Regions from separate parts of the Homo sapiens genome. Here region 1 is linked to region 2. A link is a contact called in ENCODE Hi-C or POLR2A ChIA-PET data. All regions are on one chromosome and are shown on one strand. Each heading gives the region's core, a stretch centred on a gene start or an enhancer-like site at or near the end of the contact. The rest is flanking DNA. Distances are from core to core; before and after follow the strand shown.

What was found. A loop is a pair of places that touch in the nucleus more often than their neighbours do. ChIA-PET counts read pairs that join two places held with the same protein, here RNA polymerase II (POLR2A).
Region 1: a map with no recorded cell type shows a loop between it and region 2 (3-fold over the local background). The contact joins two enhancer-like sites. A Hi-C loop is called at or near these places in 1 of 37 single-sample maps with no recorded cell type. POLR2A ChIA-PET finds 5 or more read pairs at or near these places in 2 of 52 experiments (OCI-LY7 and activated T-cell).

Annotation. Positions count from the first base shown.
Region 1 is chr2:144,606,696-144,613,395 of GRCh38, reverse strand. No RefSeq gene overlaps it. Among named protein-coding and RNA genes, the nearest start is that of TEX41, 58 kb to the left of the region's middle. RefSeq lists an enhancer at 3,874-4,375. Within about 2 kb of position 5,420, at least 5 of the 41 ENCODE cell types and tissues checked have a DNase peak (open chromatin) inside an H3K27ac peak, as active enhancers do.
Region 2 is chr2:144,355,493-144,362,363 of GRCh38, reverse strand. No RefSeq gene overlaps it. Among named protein-coding and RNA genes, the nearest start is that of QTMAN, 26 kb to the right of the region's middle. RefSeq lists an enhancer at 4,879-5,392. Within about 2 kb of position 4,248, at least 9 of the 41 ENCODE cell types and tissues checked have a DNase peak (open chromatin) inside an H3K27ac peak, as active enhancers do.

The sequences.
Region 1 (6,700 bases), core at 4,171-6,670, 250 kb before region 2:
AGGTTAGTTCACCATTATATTATATCCTCAAGCTCCTATTTCTGATTTCAGTGAAATGTTCAGTGTCTGGAGATTTCACAGAGCTGAGCCTGCATTGGCCTAGAAAATTATCATTTGCTCCTGGTTCAATTTCCACAACTGACCGACCTCTAGCCCCTGCTACCCTAGCAGGTCATAGGTGAGAGGCAAAGCAGAATTTCTCTGTATTCACCTGACAGCAGAGGACTTGGATCACGGTGAATTATTGCCACAGAAAATTAAAAGATTTGATTGGCTCAATGTAAGACTCAATGTTAGTGGCTGATAAAGAGTATTCCATAGTCAACAGTGATTCACACTAGCTAACACACAAGCACATACATCAGCAACAATTTGCAAATACTGAGCAAATTGAGTCAGGCATGAATAAATGAAATAGAGGACAAAAATAAATTCCAATATATTATTATGGCACAGAAGGAGCCCTCACAACCCCCTTCAGCCTCAACTTCCTGGCTCCAAGATGTACATACAGTGTTTCTCTTAGGCTAAGCCAACAGAGCTCACCACTTGAAGTCTCAGAAACACATCAAATCCACGATGTGAAACACAGAATATACCATGTCCCTTCTAGACATGTTTCTTTGCCTAATTTTCAAATTTCAGTGAATGAAATCACTCACCACCGAGCCAAAAAGTCAGAAACATAAATGCCATTCTCAGAGCCTTCCCCTCTCTCATCCCCAACATTTAAATTTCACATGCCCTGTTGAGGCTCTCCCACTATTTGCTGGGAATGCTACAATAGCCTCCCAATTGGACTAGCCACCACCAGCCTCAACTCCATCCCCAAGTCTCTTCTCTACCCTGTTAGGTGAATTATTATTCTAAAATATTGTTATCTTACTCAAAATTCTCAGTGTTTTCTCATTTGTTGCAGATAGCATCCAAAGCTTTCAACATGTCATAACAAGTCCTAATTTCCATAAATTCCAATTCTATATTACAACCACACCAAACCATGGGCACTAGTTTTTTTTTTTCTCAATGCATTTGCACAGAGAACTTTACCTGCCCTATGGCATACGCCACCCACAAAATCCTCCCCTCCCCACCACTCCAGCCAGGACACTTTACCAACTCCATCATGACCTATATAACTCAAGTTTTGCAAGTTTCAACTCTATCATTGCCTCTTAGAAGTCTTCTCCGAAAGCCCAACGTGGATCAGGGGTCTTCAACGCTAGATGATCAAATAGGTCTTCAGTGCTAAATGATCAAAAAGCTGAGAAAAAAATTAATTTGAAATCATTTCATTGGTCTGGGTGCAGTGGCTCATGCCTATAATCCCAGCACTTTGGGAAGCCGAGGTGGGTGGATCACTTGAGGTCAGGAGTTCCAGCCTGGCCAACATGGTAAAACCCTGTCTCTACTAAAAATAAAAAAAATTAGCCAGGTGTGGTGGCAGGTACCTGTAATCCCAGCTACTCCGGAGGCTGAGACAAGGGAATCACTAGAAATCGCCTTAGGAGGCACGGGTTGCCGTGAGCCAAGATCGTGCCATTGCACTCCATCCTGGGCAACAGTGTGAGACTTCATCTCAAAAACACAAAAACAAATGCAAAAAATCATTTTATCTAAAAAGATTTTTTTGAAAACAAGAAAACATTTGAAAACAACAAAATATCTGGGGCAAAACCAAAACTTTGTTGGTCTTCATTGCACTGACTTTAGGATTTAACATTGTTTTTATGTTTAATTACAAAGGAAAACAACATAATCTTTTCAGTGGGCAAGGCCTGAAAAATCTTGCACACTCTGGCTCCCCTCCTTAGTGCTCCCATATGCAAGATCACCTCTATAACTGCTGCTTTTCTTGAGAATCACCTCAACTAGAATGTGAATTCCTCCTGCACAGGAACTATGTCTTTCCTTTTTTATACCTGGTGGCCATTACAATGCCTGGAAAATACTAGGAGGTCAATAAATCCTTATGTAGAGAAGGAAAAGGGGAAAGAGGGAGCAAGAGAGGATAGTAGGAAAGAAAGGAGAGAAAGAAGGGAGAAGAAAAGAAGTTCCTCCTAGCCCTGAGATCCTTCTGATTTTGAAACTGAATTTTCAGAGCCTCTTTCGCCCCCAGTAGCTTTGTTAGCAGCATACAGGAAAGTAGCTTTGAACTCTTGGGCAACCCCCAAGGCAGTAAAATCAGTCCTTGCCAAACCCAGTCTACTCCAACGATGAGTTGATTGTTTTATGGCACTGACCTAGAAAGCCTTTTAAAGTGAATCCAATCTCTCCTGACTTTGAACTCCCTCAAGAGTCACTATCCTTCACCATCTCTGAACTGCTGGGTTCCCAATACATACATCAAGATAGTCTCTGGGCCACCAGTGTCCTCAGAATTTTTTTTAACCAGAGGATCCCAGAGGCTGGGCAGCCCCACATGCCAACTTCCAAAAAAGTCTTACTCTGGGACCACTCAGCAGATGGTCCTAATTGTGAGCTGCACTCACACCAAACCATGGGTAATGTTCTGCCCTTTCCCCTGAAACCCTATTTGCACAATGACAAAATCCTACAAGTATGGCACATATTGTATCGTTATCCAATAGGTCATGGGGCCCTTTTTTCCATTAAAAAAAAAAAAAAAGCTAAACTGAGACATAGGCTAAATGAGAGCCAAAGTATTTTGAAAAGTTATAATGAATTCTTATGAAAGAAATTATATTATGCATAATATAAACATCTGTATTTAAGGAAGATAATGGTTTAGCTCCAGGAAATAATAGCTAAGTAGTGATGACTTAAGCAAATGTTATATAATTAATGGAAATAAAAATTATATACTGTTACAGTTAAGGGATGCTTGGGAGAATGGGACAGGAGGTAACTCATATCAATAGACTCAGTGCACTAAAGAGAATTAAAGCTTCTGTGAAACAGGCTTCCCCAAAGAGGAAAACTACAAAAAGATCAAACTTCCTGAGGTTCAAATATGTTAAGTTCTACTATTTAAGCCCCATTACACATATAGTTACTGGCAATAGCCATTTCTTACCTTCAACAGGGTCAATTTACCTCTTAAAATGAGATATTTAAAGGCAGGCTGCTGGCCTGGTGTCTTGGATGGCAGATCACAGAGTTCCAAAGCCCTTAAGATGTAGCACTAGTTCTGACTAAGTCGTAATTAACTTCATCGGGAGTTACATGATAGCAACATAGAACAGAATTTGGCTGAACATTTTTAGTATTCTTCCACTTGGTAATTACTACTTCAATGGGAATTTCAAGTAAGAAACAGAGGGCAGAATTTGGACCACAAAGAGAAGTACATCAAGTTAACTGGCCCAATTTATAACGCCAATAACAGAGTGTATTAAAATCTCCCATGAAACATCCCCATTAATGCATCGATTGCATCATGAATGTGAATTGAACCCCAAACTGATTACCCAGGTTCTGTACTAAGTCCCCAGGAAGGGCAATGTGTAGAGGAGAATATGGCTAGGGAACGGCTCCATATACCAGATAACCACCCTAGAAGGCAATTATGTAAAAGCTAAGTAAAGAGCTGGACACTGCTGGGCAGTTTAACCACATAAGAAATTCTTAGGAGCCATTACAGCTCCCGTCTGGGCATTAAATATCTGAAGAATAAGATTAGGCCACTAAGATTTGGGCTTGTGCTTCAAAATGAAAACCCAATGCTAAGTTCAGAATTATACCTAAAATGATAGTTACACATTACAGAACTTCAAATTATACAATATACAACTTTTTACTACCATTAATTGTGGAACATAACATTTCCTGAAACTCTATCATAATTCTCCTTCAAAAGTGTTTATATTATACATGACCTAATTTTTATCATAAAAACTGAGACTTAATTTTTTTGGCTTGCTTGCTTTAAATTATAGTATTTAGTTGGAAACTAATTTTAGGGTATTATCAATTTGACATTTGAGTTTAAAGTACACTGAAAAAATACAAACTTATGCAGAATATAGAAAGATTATATCTTAAAAATATATTCTCTTCTTTGCTACCTGTGTTCCTCTAAGTAATTCACCTGAGGCACTTAAGAAAAGACTTAATACATTTCCTGAGGGCCAATCCACAATCCCCTTGATGTGGTGTCTGGCCAGACTTTCAATTGAAGGCCATTAACACCACTTCTCCAACCAGCCTTGAGCTAACTCTCCCCTGTCCTCAAGTCTTGAAGTTCACCACCCCTCAACAGCCCCCATTTCTGGGTGGCCATAGCATTGAGAAACAAAAGAAAAATCATAGCAACATGCCCTACCAAGTAAAGCAGACTGCACTCCATAGGCCAGCCCATTCATCAATGCACCATGTTTGTTAACATTCTGAAAGACATTTGTACAGAGAACAAATTGACGGAGCTCATGTTTATATCAGAAATCTCAGAAATGGCAGGGGATTTATTCGTGGAATCTTAATACCCATTCAGACTGTCATAAAACACAAAGGACCAGATTCAATAAAAACTCTGTCCAACTTCCACAACACTAAAGTCTGTGTGAGCCTTCAAAACAAAATCAATTTTTCCAGCTTTGCAAAGGGCTGTTCAGACTTCGGTAGCATGGAAGCCAGCTGGGGCATTTCCTAACTCATCCCCTAAATTAGTTTCAAAAGTAGTTTTGAAGACCACATTTGATCAGAAGAATTTGCACACTTTCCTCTCTCTCACTCTCTCCCTTTCTCCTCTTTTTCTCCCCCTTTTTAAAAAACACATTTCATAGTACATCACATGGAGAACAAACAACAGAACTGCAGCATATGTCTCATGCAGTTAAAAGCTTCAAAACTGGCCTGTAAAACGGAATTCTTTGGTACACAGTGAAAAAATATTTTTTGATTCCATAATCCATACTGCAGGAAAGTTGGGTGTAATCATTTTTGAAAGTTGCTGCGTCCATGGACAGCTGTTCTTCATACATACTGAGAATGTTTCCTTTACATTCCTAAGGACATGAGAGTTTGACAGCAAGCCAATACCTTTGGAAATGGTGAAAGCTAAACAAACCCCATACTGATGCTTTTACTCTCTCAACAAACTTTCTCCCACAACTAAAATGTTAAAACTTTTACCCCACAGCCCACATTCTGAGATTAGTCCAATAACTAATGTTCTGTCCAAGTAAAATACATTTTGTCATAGCTTGAAAATGTTACCTTTCACAGAAGTATAGTATTTCTGACCAGCAGGGAACATATGTCAACATTATCTATTATTACCCAATGTCAGGACCAAAAAGGGAAGGTGGGTGGTGGATGTTAATAACGACTTAAGCGATTTCTAAAAGAGGCATTTGAGAAGTACAAAGCCAGAAGTTTCAAATGTTTTGTCTTATTTTCGCTGTGTCAGCAACCTGCCCCCCCCACAAGAACAAACCTAATGCTGCCTCCGACTTGACGCCTAGTTCTCTTTTCAATTTTAGCCAACGCTTTGCTAAGCTGGAAAGTTTGAAAAATACCCTAGAAAACTTCTCCACCAGAAAATGAAAAACAAAAACATATGACCAGCAATGATGAAAGCAACTCCCACTCGCTAAGAAAAAGATTTTCAATCACAGAAGCACACAGCTTTTGGATTTGAACATTTATTTTCATTTTTCTAGCTACTTGTCTGGTGTTTAGATTTGGGGGTTGGGTTTCTTGTTGGACATTGGAAGAGACAGGGGAAATGCTGGTTGGGAGTGTAATTGTATTTAAGCAATTTTCACAAAGGTAAGCAGAAAGCATTCTCCTCAACCAACAAGGCTACAGGGGAGACAACTGCTCATTCTCAGTTGAATACGGATTCCCCTGCAGGAGTGGAAAGACACCTTCCATAACTGACCAGAGGAGGATATGTGTGTGTCTCTTGCCCTTCCTAACGTTGGATCAAGCTGTGGCACATAATATCGTGTGAACCTGTGGTTCACCATGCCCCCAACCTGGGCAGCCATGACCAGGAACTGAAAACAGACTTTGAGGCACCACGACTGGGAGCAATCAAGTTTTTGTTGTTTCCGTGGGCCATGCGGTTCTATGCAGTGTTTCCCAAGGAAAAGAGACTTGAGTTCTACTTCTCCACATGAACATCTTGGGGAAGAGATTACTTTGGGACAGGGGTCAAGACTCGTGTCCTGGTTCAGGCCCGGAACAGGAAGTATTGGAGTAATATGTCCCCTCGAGTCCTGGAGATTTGTGTAGTTTCCCTTGGGGACTTAGTGTCTCGGGGTCCTGGGCATATTGGAAAGTAGGTTCTCACTCACTTATCTCTTTGGTCACCTTAAAAATGAATCCTTCCATGTGAAGAAATCGTTCAGGAGAGATTATAGAGTAAAACCATTTAAATACATTCCTCATGATAAAAAGACTCCTACAACTACAGAAAACTCAAACCATGGCACAGCATGTGCCACAGACTGGAGGAAGGCAGCAGGGCTTATTGTTTTGACTTTTGGAGGAAGTTATCCTAATTTGTTCTTCCTCATCTCACTCAGCTTCTGAGGACAGAAGTCATAGAATGATGGGTTCCTTCTAGATACCAGTAAGACAAAAAGGAGATCTTAATTACTTATGTAGTCTACATTGCTACCCAAACAGTATTTTAATTGCTAAATGGCAGAAGTTTATATTCATCCCACAATTGAATGCTACATCTAAAATGATCAAATTACAGGGGATTTTCTGCTCTTTGTGTACAGTG
Region 2 (6,871 bases), core at 2,999-5,498:
GAGAATGAAGTGCTGACTCCACAGGACCCTCTGTCAGTTCAGAATAACTTGGATGCTTTGGGGTCTGATGGGTAATAGGCATAATATCAAACGTCTCCAAGAAGTGATAATAGTTATAATCAATTGTAGCTAGCTTAAATTGGATTATCTGGGAATAGACTCTGAGTCTGACAGTGGTGTGCAAAATGTTCACTGGGATGTGATCTCAGCAGACAGACCTGCATGGAAGGAAGGAAGGAAGGAAGGAAGGAAGGAAGGAAGGAAGGAAGGAAGGAAGGAGGGAGGGAGGAAGGGAGGGAGGGAGGGAAGGAAAGAAGGAAGGAAGGAAGGAAGGAAGGAAAGAAGGAAGGAAGGAAGGAAGGAGAGACTAGGTGGAAGGAGAAACTGGTCTGCAATTTGGTTGCATTTGAGTCTACAGCTGATCCTACAGGGGGAGCTGAAATGGTCATTTAGAGTTTTCTCTATATGAGGAAAAGAAGCTGATTCCTTGTAGCTGCCCATTTGCCTCTCCACTGGAAAGGGCTATAACCTTGTTCTTTGCCACTATTTCCCTCAAAATAATTAACATTTTCCTGCTGAATTTGAGGTTTAGTAGTCAAATTAAAAAGTGTAGGCCAGGTGCAGTGGCTCACGCCGGCAATCCCAGCACTTTGGAAGGCCAAGCCAGGTGGATGGCCTGAGCTCAGGAGTTCGAGACCATCCTGACCAACACAGTGAAACCCCGTCTCCACTAAAAATACAAAAAATTTGCCTGGTGTGGCAGTGTGCGCCTGTAATCCCAGCTACTGAGGAGGCCAAGGCAGGAGAATCGCTGGAACCCAGGAGGCCGAGGTTGCAGTGAGCCAAGATCACACAACTGCACCCCAGCCTGGGTGACAGAGCAAGACTCAGTCTCCAAAAAAAAAGGTGTGGTCCCCTTTCTCCCCTTTTCAATCTACCTCCACTTCCCATTTAGGTTCCTTCAGAAACTTTCCATGAATTCAGTAACATTTGAATTTTGTAGTCAGAGCACAAGGGTTTATATCTTGGATATACAATTCATTCTTATGGTCTTTGCTTGTCGGTCTTGAAAAAGTCATACTAATCAATGCCAACCCTGAGTTATCACACCGAGAATTTGTGCTGCCAATTAACTCAAAATTTCCATTATATGTGAAGATTTATGATTACTCCAGTGACGTCTTGACTTGCTAAAAAGCAAGCCCCCAGATTGCTAACACAAGGTGTGTCTTCAAGGATGAAAGTAACTTCAGGAAAATGACATTAGCTCATCCTTTCCTGTGCTGATTATTTGAAAAGAAACCTTCTTTAACTGGAATATAATTCATGCATTCATTTCTTTTTATATCATTTATATGCTACAGTTTACACTCTTATTCTTTCAATAATTTATAAGCAAACATTCAAAGTAATTCTGATGTGCATTGGAAGTGTTATGTCAGTGTTTCTACTGACTAGAAAAAAAAAAAAAAAGCCCCACATGGCTTCAGTTATAATAATGGTATCTTTTACAGTGCAACAACAACAATATAATAAAGCTCATTATTTATAACACAATAATCATATATATGGAAATGTTCCTTTAAGTATTTATTTAAATTATACAATGCCGACCCAGTGTGGTGGCTCATGCCTATAATTTCAGCCCTTTGGGAGGCCAAGGCAGGAGGATCACTTGAGGTCAGGAGTTTGAGACCAGCCTAGCCAACATGGTGAAACCCTGTCTCTACTAAAAAGTACAAAAATTAGCCAGGTGAGGTGGCGGGCACCTGTAATCCCAGCAACTCAGGAGGCTGAGGCAGGAGAATCGCTTGAACCTGAGAGGCGGAGGTTGCAGTGAGCCAAGTTCACGCCTACTGCATTCCAACCCCGGTAACAGAGCGAGACTCCATCTCAAAATAAAAAATAAATAAATAAAATAAAATAAAAAATTACACAATGTATAAATTGCTAAAATATTGAACGACACATATGTGACTTCAATTTAACAACCTGTTCAGACTTTTCATATGAAAAATGAGGTAAATAAGAGTCTAATTCAGAAGAATGTTTGAGGTCTGTTTACCTTGACTAAATTCTCCAAAAAGATTAGGCATTCATCTAAAAGAATAAATAATTACTAAAAGAATTCAATTGTATCCCCATGGCTGAACTGCAGAATTCATGCAAGCAAAGTGACATTTCGCCCATGAAAAAGATTTTGTCAAGATCAGGTTTGTTCTTCCCTACATGTTTTCTCCATTTCACTCTTTTTGGAAGTGGACCAATAAATGTAATTCCTACAGTTGGCAATGTATCCCCACTTATCCTCATCAAAATTCAAGTCCTGGTGTAGGCCAAAATTCAATCCTGGTATAAAAGGAGGGAGCTGTTAACACCCCAGACTGACTCTGAGGATAATCCCACAGCTACTTTACCCAGAGGAAATGAACATTTATTGACCACTTACATTTATTGAGCCAGGCTCATACTTGCTAATGCATCAGTATATCATTTGTTCATTCATTAATTCAATCAATAAACACTGTTTGCCAAGCACCAGGAATACCAAGAAGAATGGGTCACGGTCTGTACCTGCAAGAAGCATGGTCTAGTTCTCTAATCCATATCATTCAATCTGACAATAACTGAAAGAGAAGAAACTGGAACTCAGTAAGTTTAAACAACTTGTCCCATGACAGAGGCAGCATTTATGCTGAAGTCTATGAGACTCCAAACTCTATTCTTGCTCCACTGTCTCCTTCTTGTTGCCGAATAAAACATTCTTACACTATTTAGAGTGTGATGGTGGGAACTGAAATGTCAGTAAAATACTCAATATTCAAATGCCATGATGGATAGTCTAAAATGCTTTTTTTTTTCTTTCTGTTTGTCTATTGCTTAAACAAAAGATGCCTACTGAGGGTTCTTTGCCTTCATCACAAACTAGGAAAAGAGACAAAACTATATTTTTTGCTGAGTAATGTCGTAGTCATTTGTTGTTGCTGGTTTTCACTGGAGTCCTAACTGAGCAAGCCGTAACACTGACACACAGATTCAGTCAGGGCTGATTGTCTTCAACACTGTGCTAGCTGATGTCCTTGAATGTAACGCAGCTCACATCTTCACAGTACATCTCTCCCCCTGAGGATTCTTAGTACTAACTCCTATTATCTATGCATAAATGCTGATGCTAGATCAGGACAAGCATTTAGTTATACTGCAGGGGCACTTTGAATGAATGACCTGGGGCTTGGCTGAAGACCAAGTCCATTGGAAACTCCCCTCTAAGCTGTGCATTTTTAGGCTGTGGTCATCGTTGGGATTTCCCCCCAAAAACTTCTCTGTCATGGCAGAAATGTAACAGCCCCCATTTTAGAATAGTATACAAGCCTGGATCTCAAAGTAAGTATGAAATGATTTGCTTTACATCTTGATGGTTCTATTCTTCTTAAATCCTTCCTCATTCTTAAATGTTTTTCTATTTGCATATTCTTAAATCTTTTCTTATTTGCATATTGAAGTCTTCTTGTAAAAGTGTCTGCTTTTCCCCAAAAATGATACACTCAACATTTCCTGACAGTCTATGTCCCATAGAATTCTAGGTACTTTTGGTTTATTATAACCAAGACTAAAGAGAAAGTTTCCAAATAGCATCTGACAGGCTTCTAAAGTCATAAGAGTTACAGACTAAATGTTTAGTCAAATACAATGATACAATTCATGTTTCTAGCAAGCTGTCTCTTGGTTAAAAAGCTGGACTAAATTTATATATAGAGAGAGAGCCACAAAAAAGCCATACTCAGAAACAACGGATCATGCATATTTAAGTTGTTGGTAGAAGCACTAGATGACTGGATTCTATCTGTTGCTCGGTATAATAAAATTTTAGGCCTTGGAAATGGTTCCAGGAATGGCAGACTGTTACGAAAAAGAAAAAGATCCTCACTGGTAGAAGTGTATCAAACTATCTAAATTATTCAAATTGTTTTATTTTTCCAAATAGACCTACTACCTCTAAGTATACTAGAAGACCAGAAGTATATTCAGAAATTACTGGTCAAAAACTATCTGTGACCCAGATACTGTTTGGATTTGCATGAGATGTTTCCAAAGCAGTCCGGGAAAGCCCACAAATTCAAAGCAGCCTCTTTATCCTCACCCCATTTCTGCTGAGTCCAAGAACCTTATTTCATTTCCTGCATGGTAGGCATTTTTTAGGGACTAGGTAAGCCATGACATCTGCACTGCTTTCTGAGTCATTGTCGTGAAATGATACATGCTTGGGTGTAGTGCGGCTACTTGGTTCCCAGAGAAAACAAACAAACAGAAGTCAGCTAGGAACTTGAGTCTTGCTAAAAACAAAGACAACATACAATTCCAAATTTTTAATTTATTTTTTAAAAACAGAGCCTTTGGCTTTCAAGTTTCCAAATGATATTTTCTAACCCTGGGAAAATATTTTAAATGAGATCTTTAGCTCTGCATGCCTCATTTCAGACCATTCCAATTTGTCAAAGGGGACTGGTCAGGCATCTTCTAAGCAGGTCTGTCTTTGGAAGATTAAGGCGTAAACCTCTGATTATGATAGACCAGGGGGGCACATATTCATGTAAAATTCCCTTCATTAGGATAGCTTGAAAAATAATTTCATCATTTTGTTATCTAGAAAAGGGTAAATATTTCATCTATTAACTGTCATACATAATTGTGAGCTAAGTCCTAAAGAGTTATAAAGATGAATAAGATATAGTCCCTGTCCTCACAAAAGTTAAGAGTATGGTGGCTGGGGGCAGGCGCTCACGCCTGTAATCCCAGCACTTTGGGAGGCCGAGGCAGGCGGATCACCTGAGGTCAGAAGTTCGAGACCAGCCTGGCTAACATGGTGAAACCCCATCTCCACTAAAAACACAAAAAAATCAGCTGGGCGTGGTGGCACGTGCCTGTAGTCTCAGCTACTCAGGAGGCTGAGGCAGGAGAATCACTTGAACCCGGGAGGCGGAGCTTGCAGTGAGCGGAGATCACGCCGTTGCACTGCAGCCTAGGTAACAAGAGCAAAACTCCATCTCAAAAAAAAAATAGTAAGGCGTATGAAGATGAGGATGAGGCATGAATACAGAAGTCCGTAACATTAGTAAATTATGAAATTGTAAATATAGTACATAGAGATTTCAGAGGTAGACAAAGAAAATAACGTAAGTTAAGTCTCCTATTAGAGGAGAGTAGAACGTATGTAAGGATCTTTTTCAGATTTCTTAAATCTTTGAAGGAAGAAATAGGAGCTAGAAGTATTACTGGGAAATTACTGAACAACAAGAACAAAAATTCAAGTAAATAACTAGTCCTTCATACCAACATCTCCTGTGAGGAACAAAATTTAGTAGAAAACTTTTATCAAGTGCTTATATTATGCTAGGCATTCATATCCTAGTACCATTTGCTTTATTTTTAAGATGAACTGATGAGAGATCAAGTGACTTACCCAAAGTAACACACGTAAAAAATGGTAGAGTCAGGATTAGAAGCAAAGCCCAGCTAGCTTTAACCATGCAGTCTTGCATAAGCAAAGGTTGAGGAGGAGAGGAAAACACGAGGCATGCAAAACGATTTAAGAATTAATAGCAATCTTAGGCTAGGTTATTCTGTGGTAACAAAAAGCCCTCAAGTCTTAGTGATTTATGAAAACAAAGGTCATTCCTTGTTCACATTGCATGTTGGCTGCAGGTCTGCTGGGGCTGTCTGGAGTTCTCTTCACTCTGGAGTCCAGGGTGAAGGAACTACTCCATCTTGGACACTGCTATGGCATGACAAAAGGGAAAGCCCCTTAAAGCTTCTGCTGGGAAGTGGAAAGTTATCACTTTTGCCCTCATTTTGTTAGCCAAAGTTAGTCACATGGGCAAGCCTGATGTCCATGGGGGAGGGCGTTTAGTTCCCCTTAGGGAGGAGTAACAAACATTCTGAACAAGAATGCAATCTGTCACCATCTGCCCTCTTGGTCACATAATACTACTCCCTACTTTTGCACAATTTATTCACTCTTTCCTCAAAAGAGATAATCCCAAATTCCTATTTACTCATGGGACTAAGCTTATAGTTCAGGATCTTGTGATAGTCTCTGGATTAGGTCTGGATAGTGGTTCATTTTGATCCAAATAACTGTAAATTAAATAACAAGCTATTAACCCCCTTCACAACCAATGTGCAATGACAGAATAGGAGCAAGATAACCTCACTAAACACTTCCACATGGGAAAGGATGAAGAGGAGACACACCACAATCTATGGGTCAGTGAAATCCTAAGACTCCACTCGTAAGCCACAGTGGGGGACCCCTGACCTGGGATGGGCCTCCAATTCAGGTCACTGCAGATCTGGAGGAAACCTGCACAATGGAATAAGGTCACACGCTTTGAACTGGAAACCAAAGAAAAGATTTGATTTTACCTGGACTAGACTTTTAAATAAACGAACATGAGTCTTAATCTGGACTACAGAAAGTAACTACAAGCTCTGTGATCTGCTGAAGATGTATTAAGGAACAGAGAGAGGAAATTCAACAGCACATGATTGAAAACAGTGATGGGGAGCTGCAAAATCATTACTTGTTTCTACCTTGCTGAGTTCAGGCTTTTTGTTAAAGCAGAATTGGTAGATAGAGGAGAACCAAAAAAATCAAAGATGACCACATTTTCTATCCTTGATGGCTGGAAAAACAATGATACTCTACATAGACATTGGGAAATATAGAAGAAAATATATTTCAGAAAGGAGATTTGGCATGAGGGCAGGAGTTCTAGACCAGCCTGGGTGACACAGACCCCGTCTCTATAAAAAATAAAAATAAAAATACAACAATTAGCTGAGCATGGTGGCATGTGCCTATAGTCCCAGC